2 separate regions of the Homo sapiens genome follow, and region 1 is linked to region 2. Evidence: chromatin contacts called from ENCODE Hi-C or POLR2A ChIA-PET data. All regions are on one chromosome and are shown on one strand. Each heading gives the region's core, a stretch centred on a gene start or an enhancer-like site at or near the end of the contact. The rest is flanking DNA. Distances are from core to core; before and after follow the strand shown. Region 1 holds the start of CCDC74B (coiled-coil domain containing 74B). Region 2 holds the start of LINC02572 (long intergenic non-protein coding RNA 2572).

The links. Hi-C counts contacts between places; a loop is a spot of excess contacts on that map. ChIA-PET counts read pairs that join two places held with the same protein, here RNA polymerase II (POLR2A). Pooled maps may share reads with other maps.
Region 1: a loop to region 2 is called in a pooled map, with 5 times the contacts of the local background. The contact joins the promoter of CCDC74B here to the promoter of LINC02572 in region 2. A Hi-C loop is called at or near these places in 7 of 50 pooled maps. POLR2A ChIA-PET finds 5 or more read pairs at or near these places in 2 of 52 experiments (H1 and activated T-cell).

Annotation. Positions count from the first base shown.
Region 1 is chr2:130,141,409-130,148,165 of GRCh38, forward strand. CCDC74B (coiled-coil domain containing 74B) reads right to left here and starts at 3,704. Exons shown (of 8, transcript NM_001258307.2): 1 at 3,339-3,704; 2 at 1,861-1,905; 3 at 725-775. The coding sequence starts at 3,588. RefSeq lists an enhancer at 1,740-1,819.
Region 2 is chr2:129,876,124-129,883,334 of GRCh38, forward strand. It overlaps LINC02572 (long intergenic non-protein coding RNA 2572), which reads right to left and starts at 1,368. Exons shown (of 6, transcript NR_149127.1): 1 at 1,325-1,368. It overlaps LOC105373616 (a long non-coding RNA gene), which reads left to right and starts at 1,756. Exons shown (of 3, transcript XR_923328.3): 1 at 1,756-2,543; 2 at 6,053-6,204; 3 at 7,054-7,211. RefSeq lists enhancers at 1,313-1,607, 1,628-2,184, 2,185-2,740, 4,618-5,118.

The sequences.
Region 1 (6,757 bases), core at 2,454-4,953, 270 kb after region 2:
GCCTCAGTTTCCTCCTCTGTAAAGGGAAGCCTGCCTTGGAGGGTTCTGGGGGGAATCAATGTGGTTCTGAGGGTGAAGCCCATGGGTGGTGCCTGTGAACACTCTAGAACAATCAACATAGTGGAAGCTGGCCCCATCTTGGGTAAAATGAAACTGCATGAGAGGCTTGGGACCCAGCCTGCATGGGTTTCCTCGGCAAGGACAAGGCCCGTCCAGCACCTGGGCCCATCACAGGAATGGTGAGGGTTAGGGCTGGGCTGAGGAAAATGCCCGGCCTCACAGAGTGGGGAAAAGAGGCTCTCTGCTCCCAGTTCACTCTGCAGAAGGTGCCATGAGCCCAGGGCTCCGTGGGCAGTGCCATCCCTCCTGTGTCCTGCCTGCTTGTGGCGGGGACACGGCCAAGCAGGGCTGCTGCTGGGCAGCCAGGGTACGTCCTCCCTAGGCGGCCACCCGGGGAGGCCCCTCCTGCCTGCTTGCTGCCCCACCCTGGGGTGCCTGCTGTGAGGCCTTACTGCCCTGTGACTGGTCCCTGGTCCTGCCCACCCCCCCTTAATCCCCTCCCGGTGGCTTCAGCTTGCAGGGCTCTTTTCAGCTGCACCTTCATCCCCAAATCCTGGAGCTTGGCCCAGCAGAGGGTACCTGGTCAGCACCCCTAGAGGCCACCCAGGCTGGGGTCCCCGTGGGGCACTCACCCCTGTGAGCACATGGACGCCAGCCTGCTCACCTGAATTAGAGATGGACTTGACAGACTGGAAGCTTGACGTGGAGAGGCTGTCTGCAGGAGAGCGCACAGTGTCGGCGCTACCGCCCGCAAGACGCCCATGCTTGCCTCCTGGCCTGTGTGTCCGTGAGGAGCCCTCCTTCAGCCTGGCAGGGCTGGGTCCTCCCGGCTCTACCCACACTCCGTTGATGCAGACCCAGCGAGCGCCCAAGGGAGCAGAGGCCCTGGAAAGGTGGTTTCCTGAGGGGCCATCTGGAAAGCAGGAGGGCTTGGGACACATGGAACAGCAGGTCCCGAGGGAGAGCATGGCCTCTTCCCGTGTCCTGTCAGCGTCCCCAGCACTGCAGGGCTGGGGCTGCCGACTTGGGCCACACTTTGCCCAGAACAGCTCACTGGAGTTGCCACAGCGGCTAGGGAAGGGCCCTCCCTCAACCCCATTCTCCATGTCTCTCTGGGAAGGGAGAGCCCTAGGCACTGCCCCAGCTACGATGTTCCCAGGCTGGCTCCATCCACCAGTCAGATGTCCTCCTGATGTCAGCCCCAGCCCCAAAGATAACGGGAAGTGAGCTCGAGACCACAACCCAGAATCCTGGGCTGGGTGGGGGCCGCTGTCAGGATGGGGAAGTGCCTTGGACAAGTGGCAAGGAAACAGGACTCTGCTTCCTCCCTTTGTCCCCATGGTTGCTGCCCAGATGGCAGGAAGGGATCCCTGGATGGAGTGTGTCCAGAGCCCCTGGGCCCCCAGCATGTCAGGACTCAGAGCCATAGGGCTGGAGATCCTGGGCCTGGCCACAGCAGCAATCTGAGGCAAAGATCTAGCAGGGCAGGGGCTGTCCCAGGGGTTCCTTCCCATTTCAGCTCTACTTGGAGGAGGGAGGTCTGGGGAGCACCCTGTGCCCACCTCCCCACTGCAATGACCTCAGGCCCTGGGCTTCCTGAGAGCAGCACGTGCTGTGCTTGGCTGCGTAACATCATCCAGCCACGGCTAGAGGTAGCGGCATCTGTCCAGGTCCCCCAGAACCTGTCCCCACTGGGTTGGCATACAGGGGCCAGTGCAGCCAGGTGGGCAAGGACAGTCTGGAGGGGCTCCCCTGGGTGGCAAGAGCATCCCATCAGGAACTGAAGGGCCCAGTTCTCACCTTTCTTCTGTGATGTCTGATTCATTATGAGCTTGTAACGGAGATCTGAAAGCAAGCACACGCTCTCCTCAGCACTTGTGAAACCACAGCCATTCTGAGAGAAGAAGCCTGGCCTGTCCTCTCCTGGCTGCTGAGCCCGAAAGTCCTGCCCCCCCACTGGCTGATTGGGCCCTGCCCCATGGATCCCGCTCTCCACCATGCCTTTGTCGTGGGTGTCAGGCCAGGAGTGGCCCCTGCCTGTTCCCTAGGCAGAGCCCACCTGGCATATCAGCCTCATCCATCTGAGATGACTGGAGGGCGTCCACACTGCCAGGCAGAACCTGGGCTTTAGGGGTACAGAGGTGAACTCTGGAATCCCTGGCTATGGCGGTGTCATGATCCCGTGGGCATCAGGGACTGGGGGGAGGCTCAAGAAGATATGAGGAACGGGGCGTCCTGAGGCTCAAGAAGACATGGGGAAGCGGGGTCCTGACAAAACAGACGCCTGGTGATGGGATACTCGGCACTCAGGTAAGGCAGCAGCAGGGAACGGGGCGGGAGAGGAGGCCGCGGGCACTGGTGCCCTTGCTGGAGCCCTCCTGAAGCAAGAGCGAGGAGCGGAGCCACATCCCACATCCTGGCGGGCCCTCCTCCTGCTCGGGGCAGGAGGGGTGGGGGAGGAGGGAGGGAGAAAGGGGGGCGTGGGGGTGAGGAGCAGCTAAGGGTGCAGTTGGGAAGGCCCCGCCGGAGGACAGCATGGGCACAGGCGAAGCGGGGACGGGGTGGGGGGCGGGGGAATGCCTGCTCCTGATCCGATGTGTTTAGCTGGAAGAAATTCACTGAGCTGCGCACTCGCACTTGGGCACGTTTCCCTGCATAAAGTTTTTGTTTGTTTGTTTTTGTTTTTTTTGAGACGGAGTCTCGCTCTGTCACCGAGGCTGGAGTGCAGTGGCAAGATCTCGGCTCACTGCAAGCTCCGCCTCCCGGGTTCACGCCATTCTCCTGCCTCAGCCTCCCGAGTAGCTGGGACTACAGACGCCCACCACCACACCCAGCTAACTTTTTGTATTTTTAGTAGAGACGGGGTTTCACCGTGTTAGCCAGGATGGTCTCGATCTCCTGACCTCGCGATCCGCCCGTCTCGGTCTCCCAAAGTGCTGGAATTACAGGCGTGAGCCGCCGCGCCCGGGCCCCTCTATAAAGTTTTTAACAGAGGTGTGTCTGACCCTGCTTGGAGAGGAGAGGACTGGCGGAGTCAGCATCTGAAATGCTGCTGCCCTAGGAGACAGGCAGACAGGTTCGGCACTGCCCGGGGGCCACGCGGGTCTCCCTCTGGGAGGAGGGGACAGCTCAGCGTGGCAGGGCGGGCTTACCGTCCTGTGTTCCCCCTGAGCCCAGGCGTGTGCTGGAGTTGATGGCTGTGTTTCTGTGCTGCGGGAGCGGCAGTGTTGAGTGTGCCTGGGGAGGCAGGGCCGGCCTAGGGCCCCGCGCCGGCTCACCCTTGTTTTCCCGCTTCAGATGCTCGATCTCCTCATGGAGCTTGGCCAGCATCTCCGAGTGCTGCTGCTGCAGGAACTGTAGGCTCTTCTCCAGGTCCAGGTTCCGTTTCTGCGGGTCGCTCTGCCTGAGCTGCGGGCTCTGCGGCCTCAAGGACTGGACGCCCACAGAGGGGCGCTGGCGCCGGCGCCGAGAGCCCGGGGTCGGCGAGCTGGGGGGCCGCGTCCCAGCCGCCACCCCCGCACCGCTCATATCGCCATCGCCAGGTACTCTCCCGCTGCCACTGCACCCCGGCTCAGTGGCCAGGCCGCCCTAGCCTGGCGCCCCGTCACCATGGAAACCGGGCGACGGAGGGCGCCAGGCGTTTGGCGGGGGCGGGGCCTGTCGCTGGCTCTTCCTGGGTGAGTAGTGATTTACAAGGCATCCAGGGCTGGGCGCCGGGGCTCACGCCTGTAATCCCCGAACTTTGGGAGGCCGAGGCGGACGGATCACTTGAGGTCAGGAGTTCCTGACCAGCCTGACCAACATGGCGAAACCCCGACTCTACTAAAAATACAAAATTTAGCCGGGCGTAGTGGCGGGAGCCAGTAATCCCAGCTACTCCGGAGGCTAAGGCAGGAGAATAGCTTGAACCGGGAGGCAGAGGTTGCAGTGAGCCGAGATCGCACCGCTGCACTCCAACCTGGGCGACAGAGACTCTATCTAAAATAATAATAATAATAATAATAATAATAATAATAATAATAAAAGGCATCCTTTCCAGCCTGGATGGAAAGTGAGCCCCTGTCTCTATAAAAATTAAAAGAAAAAAAACCCGGGCATGGTGGCTTGCGCCTGTAGTCCCAACTGCTCGGGAGGCTGAGGTGGGAGGATTGCTGGAACCCCGGAGGTCGAGGCTGCAGTGAGCTATGATGGCACCACTGAACTCCAGCCTAAGTGACAGAGTGAGATGCTGCCTAAAAATAAGAGGCCGGGCGCAGTGGTTCACACCTGTAATCCCAGCTACTCCGGAGGCTGAGGCAGGAGAATCACTTGAACCCAGGAGGTGGAGGTTGCAGTGAGCCAAGATCGCGCCATTGCACTCCAGCCTGGGCGACAGGGTGGGATTCTGTCTCAAAAAAAAAAAAAATAATAAATAAATAAATAAATTTAAAAATAATAAAAATAAAAAGTCTTTTTTTTTTTTACAAGGCCTGCCCTCAAAAAAAAAAAAAATCACAGCCAGGCCAATCATAATTTTGCCAGACACCAACAAACCTGGAGGAAGGGAACATAGCTAACCCCAGCCTGCTCTGGCTCTCCTTCCCCACATCTTACTGCCACATCAGCGGGGCTCCTGTATAATAACAGGGGATACAAGTGAAAGAACTGCTCATCTCAGAGCTTATTCGAGAAATCTCTAGGAAACCGTAAAGACAACAGGGAGACAAAAACTAAGACACTAGAGGAGGTTTAAGCCTCTGACACCTCCAGTTAACAAACAGCACACATGGCACAACCCCTAACCAGACCAACATAAAACTTCACACAGAAAGTCCATTTACTGGTTGAGCATGACCAGCCCTCAACAAAAACTTGCAAGGCATAATAAAAAACAACACAGTTCGAAGACACAGCAAGCATCAGAGCCACACTTAAATATGGCAGAGATGTTGGAATTATCAGACCAAGAAATGGAATACGACTATGATTAATATGCTAAGGGCTCTAATGGAAAAAGTGGACAACATGAGATTACAGACTGATAATGGGAACAGAGAGGTAGACGTTCTAAGAAATAATCTAAAGAAAATGTGAAGGCCAGGCAGGGTGGCTCATGTCTGTAATCCCAGCACTTTGGGAGGCTGAGTTGGGCAGATCATTTGAGGTCAGGAGCTCAAGACCAGCCTGGCCAACATGGTGATACCCCATCTCTACTAAAAAATACAAAAATTAGCTAGTGTGGTGGCATGCACCTGTAATTCCAGCTACTTGGGAAGCTAAGGTGGGAGGATTGCTTGAATCCAGGAGGTGGAGGTTGCAGTGAGCCGAGATCATGCCACTGCCCTCAAGCCTGGGCAACAGAGTAAGACTCCATCTCAAAAAAAAAAAAAAGAAGAAGAAAAGAAAAGAAAATGTGAGAAGTTGGCCAGGCACAGTGGCTTACACCGCTAATCCCAACACTTTGGGAGGCCGAGGTGGGTGAATCACTTGAGGTCAGGAGTTCAAGACCAGCCTGGGCAACATGGTGAAAACCCATCTCTACTAAAAATACAAAAATTATTGGGAGGCCGAGGCGGGCGGATCATGAGGTCAGGAGATCGAGACCATCCTGGCTAACACGGTAAAACCCCATCTCTACTAAAATACAAAAAATTAGCCAGGCATGGTGGTGGGCGCCTGTGGTCCCAGCTACTCGGGAAGCTGAGGTAGAAGAATGGCGTGAACCCGGGAGGCGGAGCTTGCAGTGAGCCAAGATCATGCCACTGCACTCCAGCCTGGGCGACAGAACAAGACTCCATCTCAAAAAAAAAAAAAGAAAAAAGAAAGGCAGGCATGGTGGTGCATGTCTGTAATCCCAGCTACTCAGGAGGCCGAGGCCAAAGAATTGCTTGAACCCAGGAGGTGAAGTTTCCAGCAAGCTGAGATCCTGCCACTGCACTCCATCCCGAGCAACAGAGTGAGACTCCATCTCAAAAAACTAAAAGAAAATGTAAGAAGTCAAAAACACAACAGAAATGAAAACTCAGGTGCATGGCTGATGCCTGTAATCCCAGCACTTTGAGAGGCCAAAGCAGGAGCATCTCTTGAGCCCAAGAGTTAGAGACCAGCCTGGGCAATATAGCCAGACCCTGACTCCACAAAAAACTAAAAAGTTTGCCTGCATGGTGGTGCACACCTGCAGTCCCAGCTACTGAGAAGGCTGAGATGCAGCGAGCCGTGATTGCACCACTGCACTCCAGCTTGGGCAACACAGAGAGACCCTGTTTCAAAAAAAGAAGGAAAAAGATATAGGAAATTTGGATCTAAAAAAAGGGAAGTGCATTAGAGAAGGAATAAAGTAAAATAAAATATAATCTTTATTATTATTTTTAATAGATGACAGGTTGTTCAAAAAAATTATGGCAACATGTATTTAGTAATTATGGTTTATGGATAGCTGGAATGAATGGTAGCAATATTATTGCTGGGAGGGAGGATATCCTGAGTGGAGAGAAATTCATCCAGGCAGGAGTGCAGTGGCGCGATTATAGCTCACTTGCAGCCTGGAACTCCTGGGCTCAAGCCATCCTCCTGCCTCAGCTTCCCTAGTAACTGGGATTACAGGCACACACCACGCCTGGCTAATTTTTTTTTTTTTTTTTGTCTTGCTATGTTGCCCAGATTGGTCTCAAACCCCTGGGCTGAGGCAATCTTCCTCCCTCAGCCTCCAGAAGTGTTG
Region 2 (7,211 bases), core at 118-2,617:
AGGTTCAATTCCCCGTATTTGAGCTAGGGAGAGGATATAGCTTTACACATGACCATAATTTTTCTTTGGTGTAAGCTACGACAGTAGGGTCAATCAAATGATAGACTTAATGAGTCAATGTGTTTAAGAAAGACTTCAGCAAACAAGGCCTCTTGTCTGACCGAAGATGGCTACACATCCTCCAATTTGCCCAGTGGAAAGGCTCACTCAAGGTGTCCCATCCTTGTCACCAAACTTGTGGGGGCAGAAAGGAAACCAACACCCAAAGGAACATGCCAATTCAAAAAATAGAGAATGATTAGATAATTCTATTATTTAGAAAAAACCTGAATGCATTCAGGTAGTCAGCAAGTGTCTACACAGCTATGGTAGATTTTTAGCTCTATTGTTATGGAATTAAAGCTACAGTTACTATCCCTCATTCCGTTTTTAGTAAACAGCCAGAAGCTATTCAATTTGCATCAGTAGTTACGTTGAGTTTACCCTGATGGCCTGATTTTTATAATTCTTTATCAGGCTTACCCTGATGTTCTGCTATTATCATTCGTTACCACTACCTCCTGTAACCGCCCAAAAGTGTCCCCACACACACGAGGGCATGTTCAGTTTCCCACACTCCACCTCAACAACTGGCACCAGAATCGGCCCAGTTGCTCAAGCCAAAATCTCAGGAGTCATCCTGGTTTTCTCTCTTGCCACCCTGTGGCCCCACATCCAATCCATCAGCAAAAAACAGCTGGGAGCTGGAAAGGCAAGACTCTCTTCCTGTGAGTCCTTCACACCGCCTGCACCTGTCTAAGCCACCATTCCACTCCCTTTCCCACCTACAGCCTGGTGATATCTCCCTTCTCCTCTGCCTTCCCTCTTTGCAGCTCAATCTTTCTTTCCCTAGGTTATCAATTGTATAATAAAGATTATAAAATCACTCTATCCCAATAAATATAGCTTCTATCAGTCTTAATGACTGAAGCACCGCAGAATTCTCGGTTTGGAAGGGGGTTTTGCTGCTTAAAAAGTTTCAAAATCACTGCCAGAGGGAACCAGCAGCCCTTTTGTTGATAGCAGAGCCAGCTCCTCTCGCACGTGAATAAACAACCATAAATGAGACACGGCACATTTGAGCAGTCTTTTAAAATCATTTAAGCTTTAAAAATTATTTAAGACACGTTTGTTTTAAAAAAGCAATTCAAATCAAGCATTTGCAACATACCTACGATACCTCTATGGAGACTTAGCATCTACAAGACCCAGTTTGACAACTGCCAGCGCCAGGGAATAAGTGAAGTTTCTCAGCCCAAGTCACACAAGGCCCTAGCCAACCCACCTCTGCCTGCTCCCTGGGGCTCTCCTCTACCCCAGCCCTCTCTCCCTAAAGCCAGCGAGAGGCTCCGCGATTGTCCCCCCCAAATCCTTTCCCCCTTTTCGGGAATAGCAAGCGAGTCCAAGAGATGAGGTCACGTGATGCCGTCCGACCAATCTGGTGTGAGCAGAGGCCCCCATTCTTCCGGGGAGAGGGGCGGGGGCGGGGCCGGGCCGGGAGCGGAAGGAGCAGGGGTGGACAGAACAGCCTGGGGAGGGGGCGGGGACAGGGCGAAGCAGGGAGGGGAGGGGGCGGGAACAGGGCCAGGTGGGGCGGGCGCGCGTGTGGGGGGGCGGGCGCGCGTGTCGGGGGCGGGCGCGCGTGTGGGGGGGCGGGCGCGCGTGTCGGGGGGCGGGCGCGGGGGCGGGCACAGCAGGCGCAGGGTCTTTCCCACATGCTGGGCTGCAGAGTGAGGAAAACCCATCCCGGAGGAAGCTGGCGGTTAGGCTGGCTGAAGGCATTCTGCATGATGAACACAACAGTTCTCAAAAAAGTAATGATGTCATACCAGAGCAGCAGGAGGGGGTGGTCTGTGACCATGTATGCTTGATAAATTCTGGATTTAAGCAAAGTAGGCCGGCTTCTTTGTCAATAGACGTATTGGGTTATTCCCGGGGGGGCTGCAGCCGGAGCACCTCCCACTCCTTCGCAGGGGTTATTTCTGAAGACCCCCTCTTGGAGGAGCTCTGCTAGGGCCCTGCGTGCACCTGCTGCCCTGGCATCCTGGCCAGCAGCTCCGCCAGGCTCTAGTGTGTATGGCCTGGGCTACCTCCCGGTACTGTCGCCGCAGGCCTTGGGACCCGTTCCCGCCGCGAGGCTCCCGAGGTAGCCCCGGCCTCCGGTTCTTCTCAGATAGCCCCGTCGTCCAGCCCCAGAAGCGGGCACTAATGCCTTCCCTGAACGCTGAAAGTTGTTGAATGGATATGGACAATGATTAGAATCATGTAGAAAACATTAAGTGATGGTCAGTATGTTCTGTTTGGGAAATACTGAAATGTGCAACACAAGCTAGAAATAACAACATGCAGAACAGCACAACTTTGTAAGACCCGCGCTGAAGGAGGCAGCATTTGTGTGAGAGCGCCCGGCGCTGCCCAGAAGAGCTGGAACGCCCAAGGAAGGCCGCTGCTCAGCGCAGGACCCCTGGGCTCCCGGAAACGGGATAGCGTTGCTTATCTTTAAGGTAGGCTTGGGAAATACCTTGTTTCTCCGTAGTTTTGTGGGTGTATATACAGATACTCCTTGACTTACCATGGGGGTTACATCCCAGTAAACCCATCGTAAGTTGAAAATACCATAGTCAAAGATGCATTTAATACACTTGACCTACCAAACATCATAGCTTAGTGTAGCCTGCTTTTAACGTGCTCAGAGTTAGGCAAAATCCTACTTTATAGTTAAGTGTTGAATATCTCATGTCATTTATTGAATACTGTACTGAGAGTGAAAAAGAGAATGGTTGTGTGGGTACTCAAAGTAGAGTTTATATTGAGTGTGTATCACTATCACACCAGTAAGAAGTCAAAACATCATACGTCGAACCATCCTAAATTGGAAATTTGTGTGTGTGTCTGTGTGTGTGTGTGTGTGTGTGTGTGTGTGGTTTTTAACCGATAGGCAAGAGACACTTCCTAATGGCCTGTTTAATGACTCCAAATTACCTTGCGTCTCTTCATTGAGAAGGTGATTTAGTTTTCCCTAGGTGGTGAGGCACTATTTAAAAATTAATTTAAGCAACAACTCCAATAAACATGGGTTCATCTTTCAGTCTCTTATTAATCATATTCCAGAAAGAATTGAAGTTCTCTACCTGAGGCGTTTTGAAATTTTTTTCAATGTGGTTTTATGATAGTTATTTGAAATTACTTGACAGAGAGAAGACCATTTGTTATAGTTTGTGTACCAAGAGAAGTTCCAAGTGTGCCCCTGTTAAATTCCTTGAAAAGTTTTCACCTCTTGGGACAGACACTTAAAAGAAACTGAATTGGGCCCTGGTCAATAATCAATTTAAAAAGCTCTAGTAACTGAGAAAGTAAAATTCCATTTGCTCGTATGCCTGTCTTGCAAAGATCTATCAAAACTCCATGTTCTATTGCCTTTCTTTGGAATGAGAGCTGGAGCAGCTGACAGGGAAATCAATTGGTCCCCACCCTATTAATGCTTAATTAACATCGAGCTTGCTAGCATGTGAGCGCTCCCATAGGAAGGAGGCCTTGTATCAAGAGGAGGGAGCTGTGAGCACTGGCTGCTGGGGGGCTTTTGCAAGCGGCCCCCATGGATGGAGCCCAAAGGTGGAACACAGTTGCCAGTACTTTCTGGCTGACCGTGACCCCTGCAGTGTCAGGATGAGCCATATCACACCACCAGTGTCACACCAGAAGGGCACGAGGCAGCAATTCATGTGTGGTTGCACCTGCCCACCTCCCCGAGGTGGTCAAGGAAGGGGCAACATCAGAGGACCACCACTGTGAAGCCTCTGAGAAGCCATTTTTACTTCCTGCCACTGCAAAGCTCAGAATTGTGAGAGAGCCAGAAAAACTGCTGTCACCGCACACCCCATCAGAAGTGACCATAAGGGTGTTGTCTCTGCTCCAGGACAGGAGGCCCCCACGATGTGGTTGCAATAAGTGGGTGGTCCCTATGGTTGATGGTCCCTAAGTGGTGAGGTACTATTTAAAAATTAGTTAAAGCGATAACTCCAATTAAAGTGGATTCATTTTCAGCCTCTTATTATATTCTTATTGAATACAATTTATTATTTCAATGTGATTCAATATTTCAACAATGGTAGTGTCTCACCAACCACAACATGGTTGAGCCCCTTCTGGAGGGACCTTAAGGGTGTTACCATAACCAGTGTCCCATTCCAGCTGATTGGGCCCCATCCTCAGTCCCTGCTCAAGGAGGCAACACGGCTATTTGTTGCCCAGGAGAAGCAGCTTTGTGCACCTGAGTGGGCATTATCCCCAAAAGTGGCCCATAAAGTCAGCGCCCCTGACCCCCGGCCCCGTGATGGTGAGCTCCTAAGGGCGTGAGACTCTCATGCCACTGGAGGGCTTGAACAGAGGCTTAGCTGAGTGGGCCTTTTCTGTGGCAACAAAGGGCCAGAGAAGGGCCATCAGGCTTGGAGAGGGCTTGCTTACATTAGACAGCTGAGATGAGACCAAAGGAAGTGGGGGGTGCACACAGCCCTGACACTGTGGGCCTTTGCCTGCATGCAGTCTCTGCCCTGCATGGGACAGCAGCTTCCTCCACCTACAATTCCTGCAAGTCTCCCATTCTCATGGGGTGCTTCCTTTGGCTTTTTGCTTTTAGGTTTGTTTTGTTTTGTTTTGTTTTAATTTTAAGAAAAACCTGTTCAGAGCATGGGTTAATTTGCTAAAGCAATCAGGATGATTCCTTCTGAGATTCAGGGTAGAGGGGGTCATAGAAATCATGGGCCGTTCAGAGGCAAGAGGACAGGAAGCGGGCACCATGAGAGATGGAGGGAGGGGCTCATCCTGAACATGTTCCAGCCCCAGCCCACAACATTCCTGCAAAACCCCTCCTGGAATAGGGGCCACCCTGAGCCTCTGTTCCTTGCCCCACATAAGCTCAACCTTTACCAGAAGGACCACCAGATCCACGTTTGCCGGAGGGGGAGACCTACTGTTGGCTTGGACTCCAAGCAGGATGGAGGTCTTCCTGCCAACAATGCCCACGGCACAGAAAGCAGAGATGGCGGGGCCAGGTCATGATGCTGAGGGGACAGAGATCCTACAGTGTTCACTGTGCAGAGGGCATGGAGCTCCAATGAGGACTGGGCCCCTAGAGGCCACGCAGGGGCAGGTGCCAAAGTAAAGAACGCTAAGACATAGGTGGTCCTGCAGTGGGAAGCTGGCATCCAGCACCTCCACCAGGTAGGGTGTGGGGCATGAAAGAACCCAAGGAGCCAATGCAAGGACAAAGTCAATTCCAAACAGGCCACAACTACTCCTCTTGTTCCATGTTCTGATTTCCCAGGAATGGTCCAAGTTAACATCTGTCTTCCCAGTGTGATTTCATTTGCAGAATTGTCCTGGTTAAGATGATTAATCATATGATCTCTCTATTTAAGGGAGATTGGCAGGTTCTTCATAGGGAAGATATTAGTTACTTATTGCTGCCTAAATAATTATCCCAAAATACCACAGCTTAAGTTCAGGCGTGGCTTAGCTGGGCAGCTTAAGTTCAAGGTGCCTCATGAGATCACAGTGACACTATCAGTCTCACTGAAGGCTCAGCTGTGGCAGAGGGTAGGGACCACTTCCACGGGGTACTGCCATGGACTGCTGGACTGAGGGCCTCAGCTTTATACCATGGCAGTGGGCCTCTACACTTTGAGCCACTTTGGTGCCCTAGCACAGTGATCAGGAAGGGAGAGGGAGAACAGGAGAGCCCAAGACAGCCACAGTCTACTTATTACCCAATCTTGGGAGGGACATCCCATCATTTTGCCATATTCCATTCACTGGATGTGAGTCTCTAAGTCCAACCCACACTCAAAGGGAGGAGATTACATGAGGGCCGAGAAGGTGGGGTCATTGGGGGGTGTGTTAGAAACCACCAACCACCGTGAGTAAATGGGCTCTGGGCTCAGAACTTACCCATGGCAGTGCTTTGTGCCATACTGCACTGATCCCCCTTGATGCTTCTCACTCATTTCTGCTCCAGCTCGTTGCTGTTCCTCCTAGAGTTGCAGATTCAAGGGGCCTCACCAGTGACTGTGATGACTGTAAAACCCAGGCTTGTGGGTGCTATCTGGACACCAAGGAGACAGAGGCACATGGCACCACCCAGGACAAGCACTGAAGTTGGACTACCAGGTTCAAATCCCAGCTCCCCACCTTTAACTGTGTGACCGGGCCTTGGGGAAGTTATTTCAATTTTCTCTGCCCCCTGTCTATCAAGCATGGTGGTTGATAACACCTATTTTTCAGAACCACAGTGAGAATTGTGGAGATGCTCTATTTGAGATGTACAGGGTTCTCAGCTTACAGGCAGCACTCAGCGAATGTTAATTATCATTATCCAAAACTGGGATCCCCAGCAGGAGCAGCCCCAGCGCTCCCATGAGGCTTGGTTCGACCTGAATGATTGACACTGCCAAGAGCAACATCACCTTCCCTCTCCAAGCCTGATGGCCCCTTCTCTGGGTCTCCGTCATGACAGAAGTGGCCCAGCCAGCTAACCCTCTGTCCAGGCCCTCCAGTGGCATGAGAGGTCCACTTTCCTGAGATGAGCCTCCAGCCATCTGGAACTAGCCTGTTCCTCCCTCCCTCTGTTCCTGCCCTCCCGAAGCCCACAGTCCCTCAGACCCGCAGTTTGGTCCCAGCTCCCTCACTGCACCCCACCTGATGCCATCTCTCCCAGCCATGCAGAGCAGAGCCCTGATGCCTGACCCAGAGCTGATGTTCCTTTCCGGGATGATATGAAGCATCAGAGAGGATGTTCCAGCCCTGGGGAAGCCCAGCATGATTGGTTCTTCCTCTAACAACATTTACACACTTGACATCATCCACTTAACATTTTATCGGTAAAGGAGCTATGGCAACATGAGCTCACCTGACTGAGAAGGAAACTGATTCCACTTATAAAAGGGAACTTGTAACAGCAACATGTGTTCCAAACCCAGGAGCACCTGGGCCTAAATCCTGCTCTCCTTCTTACTCCAGGCATAAGGAAGCCTGGCTGTTGCCAGCCTCTCACCTGCAGAAGATGCACCTCATAGCACCCTGGACAGGTGAACCAAGACACATCACTGAAGTGCCAATACATGCACCCCTGAGGGCCCAAAGCCAACCTGAGGGCTCTGCCTGCCTGGCTCCCTGCA